Regions from separate parts of the Homo sapiens genome. Here region 1 is linked to region 2. A link is a contact called in ENCODE Hi-C or POLR2A ChIA-PET data. All regions are on one chromosome and are shown on one strand. The core of a region is the stretch at or near the end of the contact, and the rest is flanking DNA. Distances in the headings are between cores, read along the strand shown. Region 1 overlaps AFF2 (ALF transcription elongation factor 2). Region 2 has its middle 120 kb from the start of AFF2.

Evidence for each region. Hi-C counts contacts between places; a loop is a spot of excess contacts on that map. ChIA-PET counts read pairs that join two places held with the same protein, here RNA polymerase II (POLR2A). Pooled maps may share reads with other maps.
Region 1: a map of GM12878 shows a loop between it and region 2 (3-fold over the local background). The contact joins two enhancer-like sites. A Hi-C loop is called at or near these places in 1 of 168 maps with a recorded cell type or tissue (GM12878), 17 of 37 single-sample maps with no recorded cell type and 11 of 50 pooled maps. POLR2A ChIA-PET finds 5 or more read pairs at or near these places in 2 of 52 experiments (OCI-LY7 and activated B cell).

The regions. Positions count from the first base shown.
Region 1 is chrX:148,604,829-148,611,534 of GRCh38, reverse strand. The region is part of intron 1 of AFF2 (ALF transcription elongation factor 2); the gene reads right to left. Among named protein-coding and RNA genes, the nearest start is that of AFF2, 110 kb to the right of the region's middle. RefSeq lists an enhancer at 976-1,085. Within about 2 kb of position 1,519, at least 4 of the 41 ENCODE cell types and tissues checked have a DNase peak (open chromatin) inside an H3K27ac peak, as active enhancers do; they include GM12878 and OCI-LY7, where a contact is called at or near this core.
Region 2 is chrX:148,377,185-148,384,725 of GRCh38, reverse strand. No RefSeq gene overlaps it. Among named protein-coding and RNA genes, the nearest start is that of AFF2, 120 kb to the left of the region's middle. RefSeq lists an enhancer at 3,175-3,264. Within about 2 kb of position 3,930, at least 8 of the 41 ENCODE cell types and tissues checked have a DNase peak (open chromatin) inside an H3K27ac peak, as active enhancers do; they include GM12878 and OCI-LY7, where a contact is called at or near this core.

The sequences.
Region 1 (6,706 bases), core at 270-2,769, 230 kb before region 2:
TTCCCCTAGAGCCTCCAGAAGGAATGTAACCCTGCTAACCCATTTTAGATTTCTGAACTCCAGGACTGTGGGAAAATAAATTTGTGTTGTGTTAAGCCACTAAGTGTGTGATGATTTGTTACAGCAGCCATGGGAAACTAATATATCTTATGTGTATACAAATACATTTCTCATCTTCACAAACATTACTGTAACCATTAGACCATACTATCTGAATGTAGTGTTTAATTTCAACAAATTGGAGACAAGACAGCAAAGCCAGCTTCTCCAAAGAAAGCTTACCTTCCAAATATCTCACTGCCTAAATCAACAACCATTCACCCAGGGCTTCCCCTACCTGCCAGACCACTTGATCATGAATGTCCAACTTCCAGGGTGCAAATTCACACAAGTGAAAATCTAGCCCAACTTTCCATTTAACCGTCACATCATATAGTTGATAAATGGGCCTGTTTTTCATGTCTCTGCTAGGAATACTGGGAAGACAGAGCAATATTTGAAAAACATTGGGCTAAGTAAAATAATTATAAAGCATTATTTTAATAAGTTACTGCTTTCAATGTCAACTAATATAATTCATTCAGTGTTGTTTCCTCCTTAGCTTTATTTCCCATTTAACAAGCTCCCTGAATACCTTTTAAAGGGATTGTGATGCCTATATAGAGAAATAAAATATATTTTAAAACATATTTTATTCTCACCCTCAACTATTACACAGCAGTCTTTGGAAAGGCTGATAAGATCAGTTGAGCCCAATGTCACTAAGTGGAGATAACCTGATGCCATTTCCCAAATGCCAGATTGTAGCAGCGGCCTGATCACCAACCCCCACAACTCTCCAGGCACATTACCCACTGGAAATGCAGTTGGAATGGCAGAAGTTCACTTGCATAAATAAATCCCAAGCCAATTCCATAAATAATAAATCACTCATCTTGTAGAAGAAAAAAGATGCAGCTACACAACTTTTACGTGTAATACTATGGCTCACTCAGAATGAAAGGGGGAGAAACAGAAAAGGGAAGTACAATTTCCTCTGCCCTCACTAAATGTTATTTGCAAGAATATTTGTTTTCTGTTTTGCTTCACTTTGGTTTTTATCGTTTTGAAAGGAAATGCACAAAAACATAGATATCATTAAATATGGAATACTAAGAGGGCAAAGAGCATCATGATCGGGTAGAATAAACCCCAAAGTAGGAGTCAGGAATCCCACATTCTGTTACTGGATTGGCCGTTAACTGCCAAGTGAGCAACAAACAGGTAGTTTCACCACCTGTGACTCAATACCAAGTCATTTACAGTTAGAATTATTAATAGTAGGGGAAAGAACTACAGCGATAATAACAATGCACCCATACTGTGTACCAAGTGTGCATGAGTGCTCTCACTCTTCCACCCCCCTCTCTCTCTTCACATGGGCAATTCCTAATTCTTAAAACGATCCTATGAGATAAGCACTATTATCACCCATCATTGACAGATAAGGGAAGTGAGGTTCATGAGGTTCAGATTACTCAGTAGTGGAGACCAGGAAGTGCTCAGGGAAAGCCAAAAGCTTTCACAGGCTCTGCTTTGCACTCACTCTTTCCCTTCCTAAGAACAAGATGGATGTGGGAGGGGCAAAGCTTAGGCCACTTTGCTCAGAGGCTGCCCCTTTCAACTGCCTTGCCAAGGAAGCAGGAAGGGATCAGATTTCAAGACAATCCTTGTAGTTCCCTGGGCAGGTTGGCTGAGCCATACCATGACAGGAAGAATGTCACCAGGACCATATCCAATGTGTGTGTCTCAGGGTACAGGCTTTAACAGGGATTGTGTTATTTATTTCCTGGTTATAACGCACATACTGAGTTGGGAAGGGTGTGTGGAGTAAGAAGGAGAGGAGTTAGCATGCAAAGTACTTTGGCATTTCTGCTTCTACAAGGAATTACAAAGTACAGAAAAGGAATGCTGCTATAAAACTCCCAAAATTAGACTTGGTTTCAGATCAAAAGCTAAGAAAATAGTGAGAACCCCTTTTAATTCAGCCAGTCACTACACACACAGACAGACCACAGCTCAAATAATATCCCAGAAACATACCCATGTACATTCAGAACTTAATATAACCCAACTAGAACAGAAGGCAGGTGTTAATACTATTCCTCAAACCACATTTCCATGGCATTTCAAATATTTATAGCTTGTTATAAATTACACCAAGGCCACATATCAAAGAATGAAAATCACCCATATTAAATTAATCAGAGATTTTAGAAAATTATACATTGCACATGACTGAGTATAATACATTTAATGTTTCAATGTCATGGAACATTTGCTTTATAAATAAAATATGAAAGTGATTAAGCTCTCACAGACCCTCAGCAATATGGCAAATCTATATGCGAGCCCCCTAAGCCCTGGATTTGTATCTCTGGATTTTGGTCACTGAAGAAAAACAAAAAATCATGCAACTGAACTAGATCTCACTAGTTGGTGATGCTCCAGAGGAAAGTCAATGTCAGCATGGGTAAAAGTGAAATTCAATATCCTAGTTCCTAGTACTCTGATTTCTTATAAAAGAATTCAAATGTTACCCTCAGCTCTATAAGCTCAGTTGCCACTCTCCTTTAATGGAAACTTAAGTGCACATTGAAGGCAGGATTTGGCTCAAGGACTTTCTATGCCACACTAAACATTCGTGTTGTTAAAAGCATCTTTACACATATACGCCATTAGAAACTAAGATTGGATTTCAGGACAAGAATGTAAAATGTAGACTTTGGAGATGTCTGAGGAAGTGTTTAAAATATTTCACCTAGCCCAGGTAACATGGTGAGACCCCGTCTCTATCAATTTTTTTTTTTTTAACTAGCTGGCATGCGGGCATGAGTAGTGCATGCCTGTAGTTCTAACTACTTGGGAGGCTGGAGTGGGAGGATGGCTAAGTCTGAGGTTACAGTGACCTACAATCACGCCACTGCACTCCAGCTAGGGTGACAGAGTGAGACCCTGTCCCTAAAAATTAATTAATTAATTAAAATAAAGTATTCCACTGACTCCCCTACCAATAAAGAATACAAGCCTTAGCTTCCTCCAGAGCCAAGCAACTACACAAAAGTCACCAGGTAGCCAGAGTTTTCCATGGATTCTGAAGATGCAATTCCACATCTGTGCTTCTTAGATTTCATGACATCTTTCCCATTTCTTTATGGAAGTACTGTATAGTTACGTGACTGTGTGTATGCTAATTCAAATTAATTTTGCTTTGAGGACCTTATGATAGCTTCATAAAGCCATTTGGAAAAAAAATTGTTGACACAATGGGGTATGTCAAAACCAGTGCTGTAAGTCCTGGAATACATCTCCCAAAACTATATAATCCAATACCAGACCATGGCTTTTTTGTCCCTTTTTACAGAACACCCTACTCTCAAGGGTCATATTCTATCCTGGACCTCGGTAAGTGCAACAAAACTAGATTATAGCTCTACACTGACTTCTAGTTTCCAAAACACAATTGCCTCTTTGCATGGTATATTAAATATTCCCTTTTAGCAGCAGTTCTGAATATGGCAAGGTATCATCAACTTCTCAGAATACTCATTGTATTATTCTGTTGAAAAGCTGCACATGGCAAATAGGCAACATTGGGAGTCCAAACCCTCTTCTTGGTCTGATGAGATAGCAATGGCCTGCCAGGCACATTACCAGTATATAGCTTCTCTAAAAAAAAGAAACCAGATAGATTTGTAGAACCATTTTTAAAAGAGATTTTTTTCCTTATAATTAAATATAAAATCAAGTTTCCTTGTCATAAACTAATTGATACAAATCTTCAAATGATGAGAGAAATGGTATTCCTGCAGGATTTATATAGAGTGGTTGTGTGCCCCTTTGATGTTGCCCTCTAATGTAGATAGACTGTATTAGTCCATTTTCATACTGCTATGAAGAAATACTCGATACTGGGTAATTTCTAAAGAAAAAGAGGTTTAATGGACTCACAGTTCCACATGGCTGGGGAGGCCTCATAATCATGGTGAAAGGGGAAGGAGGAGCAAAGGCACATCTTACATGGTGGCAGGCAAGAGTGTGTGTGCAGGGGAACTGCCCTTTATAAAACCATGAGATCTTGTAAGACTTATTCACTATCACGAAAACAGCACTGGAAAACTCACCCCTATGATTAAATTACCTCCAACCGGGTCCCTCCCATGACACATGGGGATTATGGGATCTACTATTCAAGATGAGATTTGGGTGGGGACACAGCAAAACAACATCACAGGCCAAATTCTCAAATAATTTTATATCTCTATTCTAAAGACAGTCTTGGATAATTCAAGGAACCTGAGTTTCGGAATCTGGAAGATTTGGGCAAGAGCTTTTACTAGCTTAGTGAGCATGGGAGCCAGTTACTTTACCTTTATGAGATTCTGTTTCCTCATCTTGAAGTACTCAGCCTATAGTAAGGTCTCAATTTTCTTGCTTTACATCTTGTCGTCTATGACCCTAAACATGTTGCATGGCACACGAAGCCAATTTCTTATAATTGCCTTAGAGCAAGAGAGCTGTGTAATGCCCAGAAACAAGCTCAAGTGAGTTTAGAGTAAATGCTTTAAAAAAAGAGAGCAAGTTCCTTATTTCACTTTGACTAATTCAGGCCTGAATTAGGAAAACACTCATTTATGTGTCATTGTCTCAACCAGGAATCTCTGTTAATTGGCACTTCTGTGTGAGTCTCCTATGCTGTACAACCATAATTTGACGTTTATAATCATGATCCAGAGGTATTGCAAAGTCCTGAAGTGCCTACTGAATCGTCAAAGATTCAATTACATACAATCTAGTTTTAGTTCTAAGTGATCGTTTGAAAATTGGTAATTCCTGTATGGTATAGAAACTGAAAAATCTGGCATATAGCATTCACATGCTATAGCATCTACAAGGCTTGGAAACACCATAGAAAATATGCAGGCTACTAAAAAGCAGGTTGGGTTTAGAAAATTTTACAAATCTATCCACAAGGCTGACTTGACTTTTTTTTTTTAATTATTTTGAAAGAATTTTAGACTTTAATACAGAGAATTTAGGTGTCTTCTCTGACTACCTTTCCTTAGTGTTAGCAACTTATATTACCTTAATTGAATTATCAAAAAAAGGAAATCAACATTAATAAAACACAATGAACTAAACTACAATACTCTTTTCGATTTCAAAAGATTTTCCTCTAATGTCCTTCTTTCTGTACAGAATCCTATCTTGGATTCTACATTGCATTTAGTTGTGTCTCCTTGGTTTCCTACAATCTGTGACAATTAATTCCTCATCTTTCTTCATCTTTCATGATCATGAGACTTTTTATGAATCCTGGTAATTTATTTTGTAAAAGTTTCCTCAATTTGTGTGTATCCTAGGTTTTATCATGATTATATGTGGAGTTATGCCTTTGGGCAAATATCACAGAAGTAATATTGTAGTTATCATACTTTTCTCAGTGCATCACATCAGAGAGTTCAAGATGTCAATAATCTTAGTTGTTAAAGTTACTCTTTTTCCCTTTTTAACTGGTCTAAATTTGGGGGAGATATTTTCAGACTATGCTAACACCCTGTTTCTCCTCAAATATTCATCCATAGATTTTGATATTCATTGTTTGAACTTGCCTGCGATAATTACAGAGTGGTCTTTCACTAATGGTGACTTGGTATTTCATTCATTCACTCACTCATTAATTCATAGCAGTATGAACTCATGGATATTTATTTCATTCTATGGATCATAACCCGTTACTATCACTGCTTATTTAGTTATCTAAATTGTCCATGATTTGACCATTGGATGCTCTTTTGTGCTGGCTCCTGTGTTCTTTGTCCTTTTGACACCTTGATCGTTTGTCAACACTTCCTTATTTCTAGCATCACAAGATATTATAGGTTTAGTTTACAGTTTTCTGGCCCCAGTGCCGGACTCAATTACTTCACCAAGAGGCCCTGATTTCACTTATCAGAGTATGGTATTTAGAAATTAAGATCTGGGTGCAAGGTGTGCTTATTGCTATGAGGATGTCATTACTTCTAGGCTCTCTCAGCAAACCAAGCTAGGAAATAATGGGAATGTATACATGTTTATATCTATTTATCTACCACCTATCAAACATGAGTTCATACTGATACCTCCAATTACAATCCAACACAAGTTTCAATCTGGACTTCCCCCTTTGCTTATTTGTAACTCCTTTTTCCAACAGTGAGAAACCTAAGCTCATTATCGTATATTCACATATATTAATATGTTATTCAAATAACATATATTCACAGTTTGCTCAACCGTAATATTCACAGAGTAGTTTTGGAACTGTGAAATCATCAGGGCCTGGTGTTTTTTGTGAAGTAGTTCATTCATAACTTTCTCTATGCCTTTCATGGATATTGATCTGTTTAAGCTTTTAAAATCAAGTAAGCTCAGTCTTGGTAATGTGTATTTCTCTAGGAAATTATTGATTTTATCTAGGTTTTCAACTTCATGTGGATATCTGAAAAGTAAATACTTGTGATTTTTGAAAACTTATTTTTCTCTAAAGGATAGTTCCCTCTTGTCATATCTTATTTTGTATAGTTTTTCTTTCTACTTCTTTTTCTTCATTAAATTAGCTAATAGTTTATTTGCATAATTTAAAAATCACAGAACTTTGATTTATTGATTAGATTTGCTCTATTGT
Region 2 (7,541 bases), core at 2,681-5,180:
TGTTTCCTCATGTGTACAATGCATAAGATAAAATTAAATACCTTGGCAATGTTGAGGAAATACCTTACCTGAAAACATTATAAAAATACAAAACTCTCTGCAAATAGGTGCAGATATCTAAAAGCTAATTAAGGAAAAAATAACTCTCACATCCAGGGACCCAGAGGTTTTGTTGTTTGAGGTTTTCCTAGACTGGCAAAGTTAAAATATTTTATTTTTTGATAACTTTAAGGGTAAAATTTACAAAATATTTATTAGGAGATAGTACACAGTGGTTGGGTCTAGATATTATTAGTAAAGGAAAACTTTAAAAAAGTTGTCTTGGCCAGGCATGGTAGCTCATGCCTGTATCCCAGCACTTTGGGAGGCCAAGGCGGGTGGATCACCTTAGGTTAGGAGTTCAAGGCCAGCCTGGCCAACATGGTGAAACCCCGTCTGTACTAAAAATACAAAAATCAGCCAGGTGTGGTGGCACACACTTATAATCCCAGCTACTCAGGAGGCTGAGGCAGGAGAATCGCTTGAACTTGGGAGGCAGAGGTTTCAGTGAGCCGAGATCACGCCACTGCACTCCAGCCTCGGTGACAGAGCGAGATTCCATCTCAAAAAAAAAAAAAAAAGAAAGAAAGAAAAAATGTTGTCTTACAATAGATACCACTTATTCTCTTAAAACATACTGAAAATCAGTATTAACTATTTACAATGTGACTCTAAGTAATAATGACTAGAACTAAGAGAAAAGAGCAAGCTACTGACTATCACCTAATTTTTTAAATTATTGCATGGGAAAACGGAGGTGTAGAGGGCCTTGTTCCTTATTGCTTTGGAATGAAGGAGGCCAAATAATTGGCTTTGAACTGAAGATTTGCAAAAATAATCAGCAAGTAAATTCTTGCCTTGGGCTTATTTGCCAATATCAGGGTATTTCAATGAAAGTAACGGTAATACATAGCAGTGTATTGAAGCAGACATTTCAAATTCCAAATATGGGATGACTCACTGGGCAAAAGAGTCAGGTCTTGTGCAGGTTCTAGTGCAGGTCTTGGTATTTACATCTAAGGACCTTCAGTTGGCCACCTCTTGGGTCTGTTTCCCTACTGGAAGCATGAAGAGCTGGACCAAATACTCTGTACAGGCCATTTCAGCTTGAGTGACTCGTCCTCCTTGCAGCCTCTTTCTATGGGTGGAAGTTTCTGGGATTAATTGGAAAGCTCCTTCTCAGTGCCCAGATGTGAGAGCACTGAAAAGCCCCTTGTCAGGAAGGAGTATATTATTTGACTGTTAAATGGTGTCACAAACACATGCTTCAACAAGGCAAGAGCTCTCTCTCATGCAATGTAAACACTCCCTATCACTGAGAGAGACAGTACATTATCAACATCAGCAGTTTATTGGGTATCAGCATTAGCCACTCAAGCTGAGCTTAACCGACAATTCTTGCAATTCCATATCTTGTCTGATTTTCCCTTTCTAGTTTGCTGTCTTCCCATTGTTCTTTTGCACAGCATGGGAGCTGCTTCTGTTTCTGTTTGTTGCCATAGGAATCGAGTTTCACAGGAGTATGCAAGTGCCCCTGACTCACCTGCTTCTGCAGAAAAGCTATGGGGTATCTGGTCCTTCCAAAGACACCAGGGCTCCAGGTAACCACTCCCTGGTATTAGGAAAAGTAAGCACATAAGATTTACATGGCAATTACATTTGTCAAGGTGCAGGCCATCCATGTTTTCCCTATCTTCCTGAAAACACATATTCCAGTGAGGTACACAGAAGAGGTTTTTGCCCTCCATGCAAAATGGGGTTGCTGTGTATCCCTCTAGAAAATCAAATGAGATAACATACACTTAGAATAGTATCTGGGGTGTAGTTAGTTATCACTCAATGACCATCATTGTTATTTCTGAAGAAAATCAGGTCACATTTTCTGCCACTAAACTTTCAGCCAGCGGTTTTCTTCTAGCTGGCTGAGATGCATTTTGCTGGACTGAGATTTCCATGGATCTGGTGCAAAATTCTAAAAGATGGGGACTGCTTGCCCTTCCTTGCTAGTTCTACTCCACATCATTTCTGCTACAGTGGAACCCACTTTGATTTGGCTTCTGAGTTGATTATTGGTACACAGGCCTTCCCTCTGATAGTTAAAAACATTTGACTGCTGCTTCTGCTTGGACACTGTTGCTATGCTTGGGATTTTTACCCCCAATGGATCTGACCATTCTAGCAAAGTGCAGCCAGTGACAATAAGTAGAACAGAAGGCAAGAGTGATGTATTTTAGAGTATAAATGGGGCCCAAGCCACAGATTTATCATACACGTGTGTCCCTTTTTGCATGTTTTTGGGTTTTTGTGTTATCTTAGTGTTACAAGATGACTGATTTCTTGTGTTCAAAGACTTTACATATGAAATGGGTCATTCCGATGACCCAGCCCAGAGACTCTAGTGATGAATTTGAGCAAGAATGGTCACTGATCTTCCTGAGACGGGCCCCCAAAGGTTAGGGTTTACATTAGACTTCCTGGAATTCTCTGAGAGCCCAGTAAGATTATCACTCATTATATGATCTAAGCCAATCGACAGCCCAAAGCTTCCCATCATCAAGGCCACCTTTATAAAGAACTCTCCTCACTGGGGACTACACATTTTGAAATATTTTGCTATATCAAACAGCATTTATTTATTTGAATAGCCTTCTTTACCACCTGCATTTATGAGGGAGTAATTAAATAAATTTTCCCTTTTAAAGAATTAATTGAAAGGATTGGGTAACTCCCAATTAGTTTCTTGTCAGCATGAGATGCCCTCAAGTTTCTGCAAAATAGAGGTGATACTAGTCATAACCTCAGGGTTGTTATGAGGAGTAAAGGAAGTGGAACAGTGGCTGGCATACAGAAAGTGTTCAGTCAGGGTTAGCTATCATGGCTGTGAAGGTGAGGTTAAAGGATTGATGGACCTGACAGAATCCTTAGCCCAAAGTCAAAGCACTTGTGACTTTGTCTGCCTGCCCGGTCTGAAAGGGAGCGTATGTAAATTCTCTGTCTGGTTGGGAGGATTATTGTTTGTTTCACATTGAGAAAAACTTGTGGACCTCTATTATGCCCTCTAGACCTCTAGGTGTCCAGGGAATGACCTAGGCTCCTTCTCAAGCCAGTCTTTTCAGGCTCTACAATTTGAGGTTAAAAATACAATTAGTATTTTTGTTCCCTAAGACACAGAAGACAACTGCCTTTAATTTGTTCTAAAGTGCTTTCTTTCAGTTTCAGGATGTGTACAAGGCATACTGGGAAGGAAGTTTTTCTTTCACTTTAGCAACCCAGGACTTAATGAGTAAAGCCAGCATGACCTATTTATAACTTGCAAAGGCGGCGGGGTAGTATGTAGGGTAATTAGAGACATAAGCTTTGAGTCATGCAGACGTGGCTTCTCTCCCTGACCCTGTCACTCACTGGCTCTGTGACTTTGGTCAAGTCCCTTTCACTCTCTGAGACTGTTTCGTCACCTACGAAGTGTAGGTTATATTAATACCTATCTCATACGAATGTACAACAGGTAGAGGACACACATAGAAGGGGGAGAGAGAGGTATCCGTGCCATCCTTGTTTTCTTTCTGCTCATTAGCATACCCAGGATCATTTCCCCTCTCAGCCTTTCCCATTCCAGGTTAACAAATCCAAACCTCTACAATGTGTCTAGTCAAAAGACAAAAGGTAGGATGGCATTTTGGTTAACATGAGTCTCATTTCATCTGAGAAAAGGAAGGTAAGCTGGGAACAGATTAAAGCAAACTAGCTATGAGACAGGCAGGCTGGTTGGTTCCCTGTTTTAATATGGTCTGGAGTAAAAGAATGCAAGTTCCTTACTCAAGCTGTAGCTTACCTAACTCTCAACCAATCAGTAATAAAAGACCCAAGAAGCTGTTAACCACAAATTCCTGCTTCGGGGGCTAGGGACTTCCCCAGGGCCCTGCATGTGCAGTTAGAGTTAAACTTCGAACTACAGTTACCCCTTCCTTATTTTAATGTTAAAAATCATGCCCAGAGGTGGAGATGTAAAATGCTAATTCTACATATGATGTATGAAAAAGCATGTTGAGCCAATGCACAAGCACTAGAAAAATCCCTCCTACTCCTATACATGCTCGAATGTAATACTTTCCTGTAGAAAACTCCTGTAAACCTAACTCACAGACTACCCTCGATAAGCAACCCATTTCTTTTCCCTTCTTGGTGCTGACTCCCCTGTGCACAAGCGGAATAAACTTTCCTTTGCTGCTATGTTTGGTTATCTCTTTTGGTTTCTATCCTGGGCAATCACAAGAATCCATGATGCTGGTAACATTTTGTGGCACCCCAGGTGAGGCTCTCCTTTTAGGTCCCAGGAGAGTGAGTGAGATTGCCCAGAGGATGGAGGTGTCTGACCAGACATGAACAAAAGCTGGCACTCTGGACCACTGTTTCAGTGTTAGCGCCTTGGTGAATCAGATCCAGACTCTGAGTGTGTCCCCGTTCCCTTTCATTCATCTTCTATCTTCCCTTTGCTTTCCTTTTTTTCCCTTCACCTTCTTCCTTTTCAGTCTGTTTTGACTCTTCAGGAGTCCTGGTGTTTAATTAATCAGCTCTTGGAACCCTGGTTTCAGTTTCTGTTTGGCCAATGGGAGTGATTCCTATTTACCCATCTGGTATTTTGTTTGGGTAGCTGGAGTGAATCTGGCTCAGCTTTCTGGTATTGAGCTGAAAAATTGTCCCCTGTTCGTGAGCTGGCTAAAAAGTAGTCAGCAACCTGGAGTTCCCTTTTGTCTCAGACTTTGAAATTTCTCAGTACTTTCCTCAATTTTTGTCTTCTTTATGGGGTCTGGAAACTGGAAATCTGTTTTGTCATTTGTCTAAGTGAAAATGTACTTCCTTTGATGGTCTTTGTTGCATGTGAGCCTGACCCTTCACAATTCCTGGGAGAAGGCCTTACTCACTAGACCAGATCACCACTTTACTTTTTTGGTTTGTCTAGTCCATCATGTTATCTCTTGATAGAGTCAGTGCCAATGAATGTAAATATACAGTAGGTTCTACTTAGAGCTGGTGCAAAATCTACAACCTATTAGATTTTGAGGGCTGTGGCCAGAAAATTTGAGAGCTAGAGTCTCTCAAGCTCCCTCAGTCAGCTCCCTTCCCTCTGTCCTCCTTGTCTTGCCTGGTTCTCACCAGGTTTCTGAGGGTCTGGGTTGGGTGGGAAGAAGAGGGGTTTGTCAGAGCCAAGGGTTCCATCCCTCACCAGGCTACTTAATCATAGGACACCAGGTCTACCACGGAAAACACTGCAGGCATACCAAAAGATTTCTCCCTAGGATGCATCCTGAGTAATTGAGATGAATTTGAATTGGATAATCTAAAGAAAAAGAAGCTGATGTTTCTCTGTAATGTTGCTTGGCTTTGGAATCCCCAGGGGGACAAAGAGACACAGCCTAGGAATGGGGTCTTTGAGTTATAACACTATTTACAATTGAAATTGTATTGCAGAAAATTTCTAATAAATGCATTGAGATCCCATATGTGCTGGCTTTTATAAAATTAAACCAGGATCCAAAACTCCGGGACTCCTGCAGAGTCTGTGTGGCATCTCTTAAACAGTTGAAAGAGGAGCCAATTTCTGCTTTAGACTTTGACCCTGTAGATGCTGTCTTCTCAACACCTCTCCAGGGGAAGGCAGGAGCAATGAGTCCTTCTGCCCTGGTGGGTCCTCCTTCCTCTCACTCTGAGCCTCCTCCATATTAGGCTGGGTCAGGAAGGACTTCCCCTTCCACTTCCCAACAACCTCCAATGCTATTCCCAATGGGGCTCTGATCAGGTTCCAAGCTTGCACCTTCCTTTACTTCTCCACCAGCTCAGAGATACTTTCCCCTCTGGGAGGTAACAGATGGCGCTGGAAGGACAGTTTGGATACATGTACCCTTTTCTTTTTTTAAAAAAAAATAGAAGTGGTACCTGACTTCAAACTATACTACAAGGCTACAGTAACCAAAACGGCATGATACTGTTACCAAAACAGAGACATAGATCAATGGAACAGAACAGAGCCCTCAGAAATAACGCTGCATGTCTACAACTATCTGATCTTTGACAAACCTGAGAAAAACAAGCAATGGGGAAAGGATTCCCTATTTAATAAATGGTGCTGGGAAAACTGGTTAGCCATATGTAGAAAGCTGAAACTGGATCCCTTCCTTACACCTTATACAAAAATTAATTCAAGATGGATTAAAGACTTAAACGTTAGACCTAAAACCATAAAAACCCTAGAAGAAAACTTAGGCATTACCATTCAGGACATAGGCGTGGGCAAGGACTTCATGTCTACAACACCAAAAGCAATGGCAACAAAAGACAAAATTGACAAATGGGATCTAATTCAACTAAAGAGCTTCTGCACGGCAAAAGAAACTACCATCAGAGTGAACAGGCAACCTACAAAATGGGAGAAAATTTTCGCAACCTACTCATCTGACAAAGGGCTAATATCCAGAATCTACAATGAACTCAAACAAATTTACAAGAAAAAAACAAACAACCCCATCAAAAAGTGGGCGAAGGACATGAACAGACACTTCTCAAAAGAAGACATTTATGCAGCCAAAAAACACATGAAAAAATGCTCACCATCCCTGGCCATCAGAGAAATGCAAATCAAAACCACAATGAGATACCATCTGACACCAGTTAGAATGGCAATCATTAAAAAGTCAGGAAACAACAGGTGCTGGAAAGGATGTGGAGAAATAGGAACACTTTTACACTGTTGGTGGGACTGTAAACTAGTTCAACCCTTGTAGAAGTCAGTGTGGTGATTCCTCAGGGATCTAGAACTAGAAATACCATTTGACCCAGCCATCCCATTACTGGGTATATACCCAAAGGACTATAAATCATGCTGCTATAAAGACACATGCACACGTATGTTTATTGCGGCACTATTCACAATAGCAAAGACTTGGAACCAACCCAAATGTCCAACAATGATAGACTGGATCAAGAAAATGTGGCACATATACACCATGGAATACTATGTAGCCATAAAAAATGATGAGTTCATGTCCTTTGTAGGGACATGGATGAAATTGGAAATCATCATTCTCAGTAAACTATCGCAAGAACAAAAAACCAAACACCACATATTCTCACTCATAGGTGGGAATTGAACAGTGAGAACACATGGACACAGGAAGGGGAACATCACTATCTGGGGACTGTTGTGGGGTGGGGGGAGGGGGGAGGGATAGCTTTAGGAGATATACCTAATGCTAAATGACGAGTTAATGGGTGCAGCACACCAGCACAGCACATGTATACATATGTAACTAACCTGCACATTGTGCACGTGTACCCTAAAACTTAAAGTATAATAATAATAAAATAAAATAAATAGATTTTAACTTTTATTATTATTGAGTTGAATGAGTTTTTTATACATTCTTAATACAATTCTTAGCAAGTTTATAATACACAAATATTTTCTACAGGTCTGTAGTGTGTCTTTTAATATCTTTTTTTTTTTT